Regions from separate parts of the Homo sapiens genome. Here region 2 is linked to region 1. A link is an interaction called in ENCODE POLR2A ChIA-PET data of the cell type or tissue named here. Cell type or tissue: PC-9. All regions are shown on one strand. Links, peaks and the distances in the headings refer to the core of each region. The heading gives the core; the rest is flanking DNA. Region 1 has its middle 87 kb from the start of CEP57L1. Region 2 has its middle 33 kb from the start of CD164.

Region 1 (5,384 bases), core at 194-5,193:
CTTACCTATAGAAGAGCTCCTAATGAAACAGGCTGGCTGGCTTCCTGTTGTGATCTGCTCTAGAGGAGAACAGAAGCCCCTACTCAAGCCCTAGCTTACCTAACTCTCAGCAAATCAGTAACAAAAGACCCAAGGAGTTATTAACAGCAAGTTCCTACTTTGGGGGGATAGAGACTTCCACAAAGCCCCACAGGTGCAGTTAGAACTAAAACTCAACCTATAGTTACCCCTTCCTCATTTTTGTGCTAAGAATAATGCCTTGGGTGGAGATTTAAAATGCTAATGCTACATTTGATGTATGAAGAAGCATGTTGAGCCACTGTATGAGCACTAGAAACCACACCCCCCGCACCCCGCCATATGTGCCCTGATGTAACCCTTCTCTATCAAAGGATGCTATAAAACTAACGCACACACTACCCTTGGAGAGCATCTCTTTCCTTTTCCTTTCTTGGTGCTGGCTCCCTTGTGCACAACCTGAATACACTTACCTTTGCTGCTGCTCTGTTTGGTGATCTCTCTTGATTTCTATCCTGGGAGACAGCAAGAATCCAGAGTGCTGATAACACTCACAGAACATTGTTTTGCATAATGTATTACTAAGTGCCTACCATTATTTCAGCTTTTAAATTTCTCACCAACATCAAAGTCAAATTCAATTAAAATATTATTGGGTAAAATGAGATCTCCTTTCATTGAGTATGATTTGTATTATAGCTCCTGTAACTTCAAGACAATAGCATTAATTAACATGTAAAAACACTTACATTTTCCTTGGTAAGACTTTTGCTTGGATCTGTCTTAACAAATCTAGAATATAGAAAAATCTTAGAGGTAGCAATCAGGTTAGAAATGGGTACCTGAAACTGCTATTATATACTATTTATCTGAACTGGAGATAATGCCAATTGTCTATGTAAAAAGAAGAGAGGGTGCTGATGTAGATTACGGAGTGAGAGTGGGGAGTAAAGCCCCTGAAGATCACACCTTCTCAGTGCCACTATTTACCTGTAAACTCGATTAGCTGTTCCCTGAAGAGCTCCCTGCTCTTCTATCTCAGACTTCAGTTCAGTCAGTTGCACAGCCAGTTTTTTCTCCAACAGCTGGACCCTTTCTGTGGAAGTGATCTTATAAATTTCATCCATGATTTGTATTTGCTGTTTTTCTGTATCCCTGAAAAAGAGGATCACAAATCTTGATGCCCTCAGTGACCATTATCCAGCATGTTGAACTTTGTCTATCTTTGTCCAAGAAATCATGTCAACTTTGTAGAAATGCATGCATTTTGCTATTAGACTGTTGTCATTTGTGATTTAATTAACATCTAGTAAACAGTAGAGAAAAAGTAGGTTAGAATCTCCACTGGCCATGCCTTTGATTAGCCCAGTTCACCTTCAAAAACATCTCTGCTTCAGCTTTGGCTGTGGGGTTTAATAAGTGAGAATGCACCCCCCACCACCCCTCACCTCTGCAGTCTTGATAAATGTTTGTGGGGATTACACAGTAACTTCTGTGAATGGCAGTTATTGCTGACTTCTAATAGAAAATTGTACTTCCGCATTTGAATGTGTTTTCTTAATTTTGACTGCCTACATTTAGCATACCGGTTTTACCATTAAATAACAGCTGATAACCTCCCACCCCACCTCACCTGGTTCACAGTCTGTCAAATTCAACATAATTGTTTGTTAAGTACTTAGTATCAACATTCTAATTAACAATGTAGATTAACTGCATGACTCAGAAGTCCTGGGACCCATAAGTTGCAGGGGATTCAACAGATGATGTATTTCCTTGTGTTACTGCTGCCCTCACCTGTCCTGGACAAGTATGAGTTAAGTCTCTCTTAGGCCACATTAGAGAGATTTAAAATACTTAAACCTTATTTTTTTCCTGTGATATTTCTAGACTCTCATCTTTCCTTTTGAGATATTTCATTTTCTCAAGTTAATATGCTGTCATTTCAACAAATAATTAAGCTGTAGAGATGTTTTGTGTAGAGGCTTCCTTTGGGAGCCCATTTATTCTTTTTCTAAATATATGAAAAATGGAAATGAGCATCCATGTTCAGTCCAGGTTGTGAACCTGCCTAGTAATAAATCTGTCGTGTTTGGCACGCCATTGGAGCTCAATAAAATGCACTGTTATTGTTCTTAGCAAAAGTAAAATGTTGTTATAGAAAATATTTGCCATTTGGCAGTGTCCTTTCAAGTTGGGCAAACAGTTAAACAGCTGCCTTAACAGCTGCATTCCAATCGGCAGCCAAGAGTGGCAGCAACATAGACTGGCTGATTATTCTCCCAAAGGACGGACATTCTGCCTTCATTTCTTGATCAGTTTCAACACTTCACAGCTCAGAAATGAGAACATTTAATCCTGTACTGTTTAGCTTGCAACACAGTCAAGCACAGTATTCAGAAAATTAACATAAAGGGGTCAGTCTTTGACAACTGTCCATGAAATGAATCCAACCCAGAGAAATACATGCCTGCTGAGCACTCATGTCTAGGTTTAAAGAGACAACTGTTTATTTGGAGGGGTATGGGAGGTGTGCTTCATTTATTGAGAACCTACCGTGTGTCAGGCAAGCACTGGGAACTCATTTAGTCTTAGAAAAGAGATTGCGAGAAAAGAGAATTTCTTCAATCATGTTTTTAAAAATAAGTACATTTAATTATTTGTAATTCATAATTATGTATAATACATAATTTTTATGCATTTAAAACGTGGTTAAAATTTAAGACAAAAATAGTAAGATCAGCTTGAGCAAGGTTTGGGGGTGTTCAATGTGTGGTTACAGCAGGCTTGGATGGGGATAAAGCAGACACGTTTAGAAAAGAAATACTGAGTAACTATTTTAAAAGTTTCAAGGTGATGAGTAAAAGAATAGAAATGCATCTAGATGAGTTCATGTCATTTGTAGGGACATGGATGAAGCTAGAAACCGTCATTCTGAGCAAACTATCGCAAGGACAGAAAACCAAACACTGCATGTTCTCACTCGTAGGTGGGAATTGAACAATGAGAACACTTGGACACAGGGTGGGGAACTTCACACACCAGGGCCTGTCATAGGATGAGGGGAGTGGGGAGGGATAGCATTAGGAGATATACCTAATGTAAATGATGAGCTAATGGGTGCAGCACACCAACATGGCACATGTATACATATGTAACAAACCTGCACGTTGTGCACATGTACCCTAGAACTTAAAGTATAATAAAAAATAGGAAAAAATAAAAATAAAATAAAAATATCCGTACCTATTAAAAAAAAAAAAAGAAATGTATCCTAGAGCTTCCCAAAGAAGTGGGAGTAAGGGGTGAGATAGGACTTTTAAATCCAATAAACGGTGGTCCCCAACCTTTTTGGCAACAGGGATTGGTTTCATGGAAGACAATTTTTCCATGGATGGGAAGCAGCAGGTGGCCAGGCAGAGGGATGGTTTCAGGATGAAACTGCTCCACCTCAGATCATCAAGCATTAGCTAGATTCTCACAAGGAGCACGCAACCTAGATCCCTCACATGAACCATTCACAATAGGGTTCATGCTCCTATGAGACTCCAAATGCTGCTACTGATCTGACCAGAGGAAGCTCAGGTGGTAATGCTTGCTTGCCTGTGCTCACCTCCTGCTGTGTGGCCCAGTTCCTAACAGGCCACTGATGAGTACTGGTCCATGGCCTGGGGACTGGGGACCCCTGCAATAGAAGGTAAGAAAAGTGGTGGTGGGGGGGAACAAAAAGAAGTATGGCAGAATTAAGTTCAAATGTAACAGTAATTATAATAAATGTAAATAGTTAAGCTCATCAAAATACATAAATCAGCACAGCTTCAAGTGTTTTAAAGGCTCCCAAAACTTGATAATGTGATATGTACCAAAATAAAACAATTATTTTTATTCTAGCAAATGCCAGAATTTAAACTGATAAGCATACTGGTCCCATATCACTGTGGGCTAATCCAATTCTCTTTATTGATCTGCACAGATAGATACTCTGTAACCTTGTTGGGTAAACATTTTTGATACGTAGTCATCTTGATCATCAAATGCTTTCAAATCATCTATGCTTTCAAATGAAATACATTACATGCCAGCTTCTGCATTAGTAGGGGTGTGGCTAAGCCATTGTAACAAAAAGACACCATCACCAGTGGCTAAAAGAACAAACTCATGCCTATAATCCCAGCACTTTGGGAGGCTGAGGTGGGTGGATCACTTGAGGCCAGGAGTTCGAGACCAGCCTGGCCAACATGGTGAAACCCCACCTCTACTAAAAATACAAAAACTAGCCAGGCATGGTGGCATACACCTGTGATCCCAGCTACTTAGGAGGCTGAGGCAGAATGGCTTGAACCCAGGAGGCTGAGGTTGCAGTGAGCACCACTCTACTCCAGTTTGGGTGACAGAGTGAGGCTCTGTCTCCAATCAATCAATCAATCAATCAATCAAAGAAAAAAGATCTTTTAAATCTCTCTAACCTAATGGTGCTAATGTAAATGGTCTGGGGTTGTAGAGCAGCCCCACTACTAAATGGGCACTCAACGGCCCGGGTTCCTTCCAAGTCTGCTTCATCATCCCCTAGGCATTGTTCAGATAAACACATTAGTGTTTTCCCTTCATTGTGTCTATAGAACATAGGGGACATGAGATAAATATATTTGATAGTCTGAGTTGAATAACCTGCTTCTACTTCTAGTTTGCTGAGAGGCTTATTTTACTTTTTTCTTGAAAGGGTGAATTATGTCAAATGCTTTTTCTGCATCTATTAATCATGTGATCTCCCTCATCTATTTGTTAATGTGGTTAATTTCACAGATTTTCAAAAGTTAATCCAAAATTGTGTTTTTAGAATAAACTCCATTTGGTCATAATTTGTTATCTTTTTTATAGAAAAATGTATTCAATTTTCTACTATGTTTTTCAGAATGTTTGCATTTATGTTCATGAGAGACATTGGCCTGTCATTTTTCTTATAATGTTTTTGTGAAATTTTGGTATCAACATTATGCTGGCCTCATAAGACATGTTGTGAAGTGTTCTCTATTTTCTGAAGAATGTTTATAATTGCTATATCCTTCCTTAAATACTTGGAATAAATCACCTCTGAAATATAGTAAACTGAAGTTTTCTGTATGGGAGGACTTCAATTACAGATTCAATTTTTTAAACAGATATATAGCTATTCAATTTTCTATTTATTTTTGTGTTCATTTTATTAAGACTTTTAAAAGAACATTTGGATATATAAGCACATTTCATCTAAGTAGATGAATTTTGGGGGGATGTGAGGTTTTTCATAGTATCATACTTTTTAACAGCTTTGTTGAGATATAATTAACACAACATCTGATTAACTCACATGAAATGCACAATCAATG
Region 2 (5,384 bases), core at 316-5,315, 170 kb before region 1:
GATAGGAAGACGGGTTCCATTCCTGTTGAACTTGTGAGCCTGAGACACGTGAACGTAGACATTATTCACTGGACATATGGGTCACTGGATATAGGGGTCTACAGCTCAGAGGAGAGTTTTGAGCTGCAGATGTAGACTTAGCAAACAATGATTAAAGCTGTGGGAAATATGCAATTATTTGGAGACAATGTGAGGTGAGAGAAGAAGGGGCCAGAAAGATCCCTGAACAACTTCAGTGTTTAGAGGTTGGATACAGTAGGAGGAACTAGAAAAGGAGGAGATAGAAAAAGCAGCCAGAGGAAGAGGAAAACCACAAGGAGCAGTGCCAGGAGAATAATTAGGAGAAGGGTGTGGTCAGCTGTTTCAAATGCTGCTGAGACATGAAATCAGTGAGAACTCAGTGTCCTTTGGACTTGGAGACAGAAGTGAAGGTGATCTTGGCAAGAGCAACTGCAATGAAATGGTGGTAAGAAAAATCAGATTGCTGGTGGTGGTGCAGAGACCTATTCTTGGCCCCCAATTGCAAATCTCTCCTCTCTTCTTAGAAATAGACCTCACATTTTTTGTTCACGGCATCCTAGAATAAAAACTACATTTCACAGTCTCCTTTGTGTGGTCTTGGGGCTAAGTGCTGGCCAATGGAATGTACGCAGAAGTGTCACAAGTGACTTCCAGGAAGCATTCTTCAAGCTTCAAGGGAGGGGTGGGCCCTTTTTGTTGCCTTCCTCCTTCCTATTGGCCAGAAAGCGTAAGCATCATATTGGACCATGAGGTAGTGAGGAACATTTGGAAGCCACAAGTTGAGAATGGCAAAACCTGAGAGAAATTAAGTGAGGTGAATCACGAAAGTGAGTATAGGCAGCTCTTTTAAGAAGTCTGACTGGGAAGAGAAAGACCAGCAGCAGGGGAAGGAATATGTTGTCAAGGCAGTGGGGGCGGGGGGAGCTATTTTACAGTGGATTTTATGATCCTGGCACATACATGATCAATAAGTAATTGTTGGTTGCAAGATTAGAGGGATGCATGGATGGGAAATCCAAGTATGTAGAAAAGAAGCAGCTAGTTCAAGGCCCCTGAGAAGGTAGCAGCAGATGGGCCCTTTACATAGGGATTGCCCTGGGGAAGAAAAGGGACATCCTTTCCATGTTCACAGGAGGGAAGGAGAAGCAGCAGAGTACAGATGTAGGTAGGCTGGGAGACAGGGAGAAGATGGCATTCCTGTCTGAGGGTTTCTAATTTCTCTGTGAAGTGGGAGATGAAAGGATGAGGTGTTGGGGGGAGCGTATGAAGATCTGAGGAGACAAGGCAGATTTAAAACAGTTGCTGCAGAGAGGAGGAGACAGCGAGCTGACCCAACCCTCAGCTCCAGTGGAGAAGCAGGTAAGCTGGGCCTAAGCCAACCAGACATCTTAGTCTGTGGCTCCACTAATTTGTTCAAAATTGGCAACATGACCCAAGTCAGTCCAGGCAGAGCCCAATTCTTTTTGACTGTCCCATCTCCATACCCTGCTCCTGCCATGCTGAGCATGAACAGAGACGGAAGCTACGGAGGTGGCTGCCATCTTGCTTCCAAAGAGCCTTGCTTCCTTTCTGCTCCCAGCCTCCTCAGAGCCAGAGATGGAGAGAGTGAAAGCAGTCCTCATGAACTAGGTCAAACCTTGATGAAGCTACCTTTAGCCAGGCCTCCTCTCAACATTTTACAGTTTTATGAGCCAAGTGATTTCATTTTTTCTTAAGCATGTCTAAAATAATTGATTTAGAAAAAAATCTTCATTTCTCAGGAGTTGCAAAATCCTAGGGGAATCACGTTAATGGCAAGGAAAGAGAGCTCGCCCTTTGAGTGCACCTATGCTTCCAACATGGGAGGCAGGAATGCTGCCATGGCTGCTGCTGCAGAAGACCCCTGGGTCACTTTGAGACTCCAGTTGGGCAACAGCGGAGGAAGGAGGAGTGGGAATATGGCTGACTTTTACTGCTTAGCATTAACAGTATGGTGATAGCTGACTGTGCCCTCAAACCCCTCCTCTCCCTGCACAGGGAAACAGAAGAGGGCTGAGGCCCGGGAGTAACGTCTACCTCTACTTCCTGGGAAAGAAGTTTGCTTCCCACTCCTGCTCCCACCCCAATCCTGGGAATTAGGGTCTCCCCCACCTGCCTCGTGCCTCATTCTGGTTCTCCTTCACAATAGGCAGGTGTTGGAGGATGTGGATGGCAGTTCACTAGGACGCATTATCCCAGGAAGGGATTAGAAAGATGCTTGGCTAAGCTGCAGGCAGAGGTGAAAGGGAGAGAAGGAAAAAATCCCCTGGCACATGGAGAAGACAGTGTAAGGTACCGAACTGCATAGGGTCAGGTGCCAAAGTAGGGCCCTTGTGTGCTCTTGATGCCCTTTATGTTGGGGCTGGGGCAGCAGCAATAACCAGTAGCTGGGGCAGGGGACACCAGCTCCCAATGTCAGGTCCAGGCAGCAACCCAGAAGCAGGAAGGAGGGCCCTGTGAGCTTTACTGCCAAGTCCAGCTCTGCTCTTAGTAAACCCAAAGTAATTTCATCTGTGACTCTGTGCTCCTGAAAGGCTGTTTGCTCAGCTCATTCACGCTGGAAGGTAGCCAAAAGGAAACACAGATAAAGGGCTAAACACATGTATGCAAGTATAGTAACCAACACTTGCACAATTACTAAGTGCCACTATACTAAGGTGTCAAGACAGGAATTATTTCATTTAATCTCAGAGCAAGCCTTTGAGGTGAGTATTCCCATTTTACGGAGAGGCTAATTAAGGTCTGTCTAAGGTCATGTGGCTAGCAGTGACAGAGCCAGAGCCTGAATTCTGGCTGTTTCACTCCAAAGCCCATATACTCAACTATCAGGCTATGTACAGAACAGGAAAGAAGAGACATGGCCAATCATAACAACAGGCCAATCATGGTTAGTGATATTTGGTGATATTTCTAATAGATCTAGAAGAGAACTTAGAATGTATTTAGTCCTCATCTTATAGAGGAGGAAGCTGGTTTAGAGACATCCTGGGGTCTGGTCTCAGCTCCATGCTGCCTGCACTGCTCAGAGAGCTATTTTGATTATTTTCAAGGACACCCCAAACCCCCAAGCATTAAGATGTCTCAAAATCCAATGAACTGGTTCTGGGACCAGTTTTTTTTTTTTTTTTTTTGTGTGTGTGTGTGTGTGTGTGTGTGTGTGTGTGTGTGTGTGACAGAGTCTCGCTCTGTCATCAGGCTGGAGTGCAATGGCACCATCTCAGCTCACTGCAACCTCCAACTCCCAGGTTCAAGCAATTCTCCTGCCTCAGCCTCCTGAGTAGCTGGAATTACAGGTGTGTGTCACCACACCCAGCTAATTTTTGTATCTTTAGTAGAGACGGGGTTTCACCATATTGGCCAGGATAGTCCCAATCTCCTGACCTCGTGATCCGCCCACCTCGGCCTCCCAAAGTGCTGGGATTACAGGCGTGAGCCACCGTGTCCAGCCAAGACCAGTTTTTTATGACTGAAACCTTTTAGTGTTGGATGTCAGTACTCCAAGGTACTAAAGTAGGAAGTTTTGACTGTAAATCAGAATTAAGGTTTATCCGTTTATGTGTCATTCAACAAACATTGTGGAGGACCCACTCAATAACCACTGGATAGTTACTGATTCGGTCCCCCCTGAGTCTCTGAGACCCTCCTCAGTTCAGACCCCAGAGACTGGGAGGGTTTTCTAGCCAGAGCAGGGGTTATCCTTACCGCCTGACGAGCCCATGGGGACAGCTGACCGCTGGGCATCGTGAAGCTGACCCTGCAGCTCCTCTGCACGCTGGAGAGCATCCAGCTTCACACTGCGCTCCTGGGCAAGCCGGCTTCTCATCTGAGGGGAAAATGAGAAGCAGAGATTCTTTGTGCTCACTTTCATTTCCTCAGTTCACAGGGGGTTCCTAGGGAGAATGGGTGTCCCAGGCTACCCTGCAAAGAGAACTGGCTCTTAAAGTCCTGATTAGGCTGAACTCAGCCTTCTGAGAATCAAGAACTTCAGGAAGACCAAGAACTTAACCAAAAAGGAACAGTCCGTGGAATCCCTTATACCTTATAATAGCTAGGAACTTATTCACAAGGTTATATCTTTCATGTTTATTTCATCAGATAAGTAGAGGAAGAGGGGAGGGAGGGCCCAGTGCACACAGGGCCTTGGAGGCCTAGCCACTGCATCTACAGTGAGGACCTGTCAGAGCCCCTGGACAGTTTCAAACAGAGGAAAGACTTATCTATCTCCTAAATCTCTGCTCTCAGCTCAGCATCTGCCGGGAATGCCCTGTTCTGACAAGCCCATCTCCAGAAGCAACCTTTGTATTGACTTATATGGCTCTCCCCGTGCACGGCTAGCCCACACTCCCCAGCCAGGCAGTGCCCAGGTCCAAAGTGTATCTCATCTGCACAGATGACAGGTGGTTTTGCTTTTTCAATTTATAATCTCCTAATTGTTTTTACTTGTAGAAAAGTAATATATACTATAGTGGTTTGAAGAGTACCCCCCAAATTTCATGTCTACCTGGAACCTCAGAATGTGACCTTATTTGGAAATAGGGTCTTCGTAGATGGACTTGTTAGGATGAGGTCATACTGGATTTAGGTGAGCCCTGAATCTAATGACTGTTGTCCTTACAAAGAAGATAGGATAAGGATACAGAAACTCAGAGGAGCACATAGGAAGAAGGCTCCATGATGACAGAGGCAGGATTGGAGTGAGGTAACTACAAGCCGAGGAATGCCAGAGACCAAAATGTGACTAAGAAGAGACATGGAACAGATTCTTCCTCAGAGCCTCCAAAAGGAACCAGCCTTGCCAGCACATTAGTTTCAGGCTTCTGGCCTCCCGAGCTGTGAAGGAATACGTTTTTATTCTATTAAGCCACCCAGTTTGTGATAATTTATTAAGGTAACTCTAGGAAATGAATACACGTGCTAATCTCAAGCATTCAGCCATGTGTATTGTACATCCCACTCCGCCTATACAGACCCAGCCAGAAGGCCCCTGCATAGTATTGCCCTAAATGTTAAAGTGGGCTCTTCCTTATGTCGGGGGGCCCCCAAGCATAGTTTAAATTTCAGAAGATTACCAGAGCTCCAGAGTTAGGAAAACTTCCTAATATAAAGTAGGTCCAAAGCCCCTCTCCATACTGTAGGGATTTGTGTAGGATCCTCATTCCCTACGGGCTGGTGCCAAGGAAACATATCAAGATTTCCTGAGCCAGGCTGGCACTAGGAAACCTAAGAAACACCAGCAAGGAAGCGTGCTTCCTCAGGACCTCCTTGTGTTAGGTCACTCACCCCAATGTCACAGAGGCTGGTGAAGTGACTTGCCCAAGGCCACACAGCCAGGATTTGAGTCCAGG

Evidence for each region. Peaks named below come from ENCODE experiments on the same cell type or tissue, not always from the same donor. Only the 100,000 strongest peaks of a DNase experiment are listed, where the experiment ranks them.
Region 2: POLR2A ChIA-PET joins it to region 1 with 8 read pairs; 3 of 35 experiments call an interaction of 5 or more read pairs at or near these places.

Annotation. Positions count from the first base shown.
Region 1 is chr6:109,179,716-109,185,099 of GRCh38, reverse strand. It overlaps the pseudogene CCDC162P. Among named protein-coding and RNA genes, the nearest start is that of CEP57L1, 87 kb to the right of the region's middle. In PC-9, for the core only: a CTCF peak has its summit at 1,835; no DNase peak of the experiment used is centred there.
Region 2 is chr6:109,346,905-109,352,288 of GRCh38, reverse strand. It overlaps the pseudogene CCDC162P. Among named protein-coding and RNA genes, the nearest start is that of CD164, 33 kb to the left of the region's middle. In PC-9, for the core only: no CTCF peak of the experiment used is centred there; a DNase peak (open chromatin) is centred at 2,588; H3K27ac peaks cover 746 bases.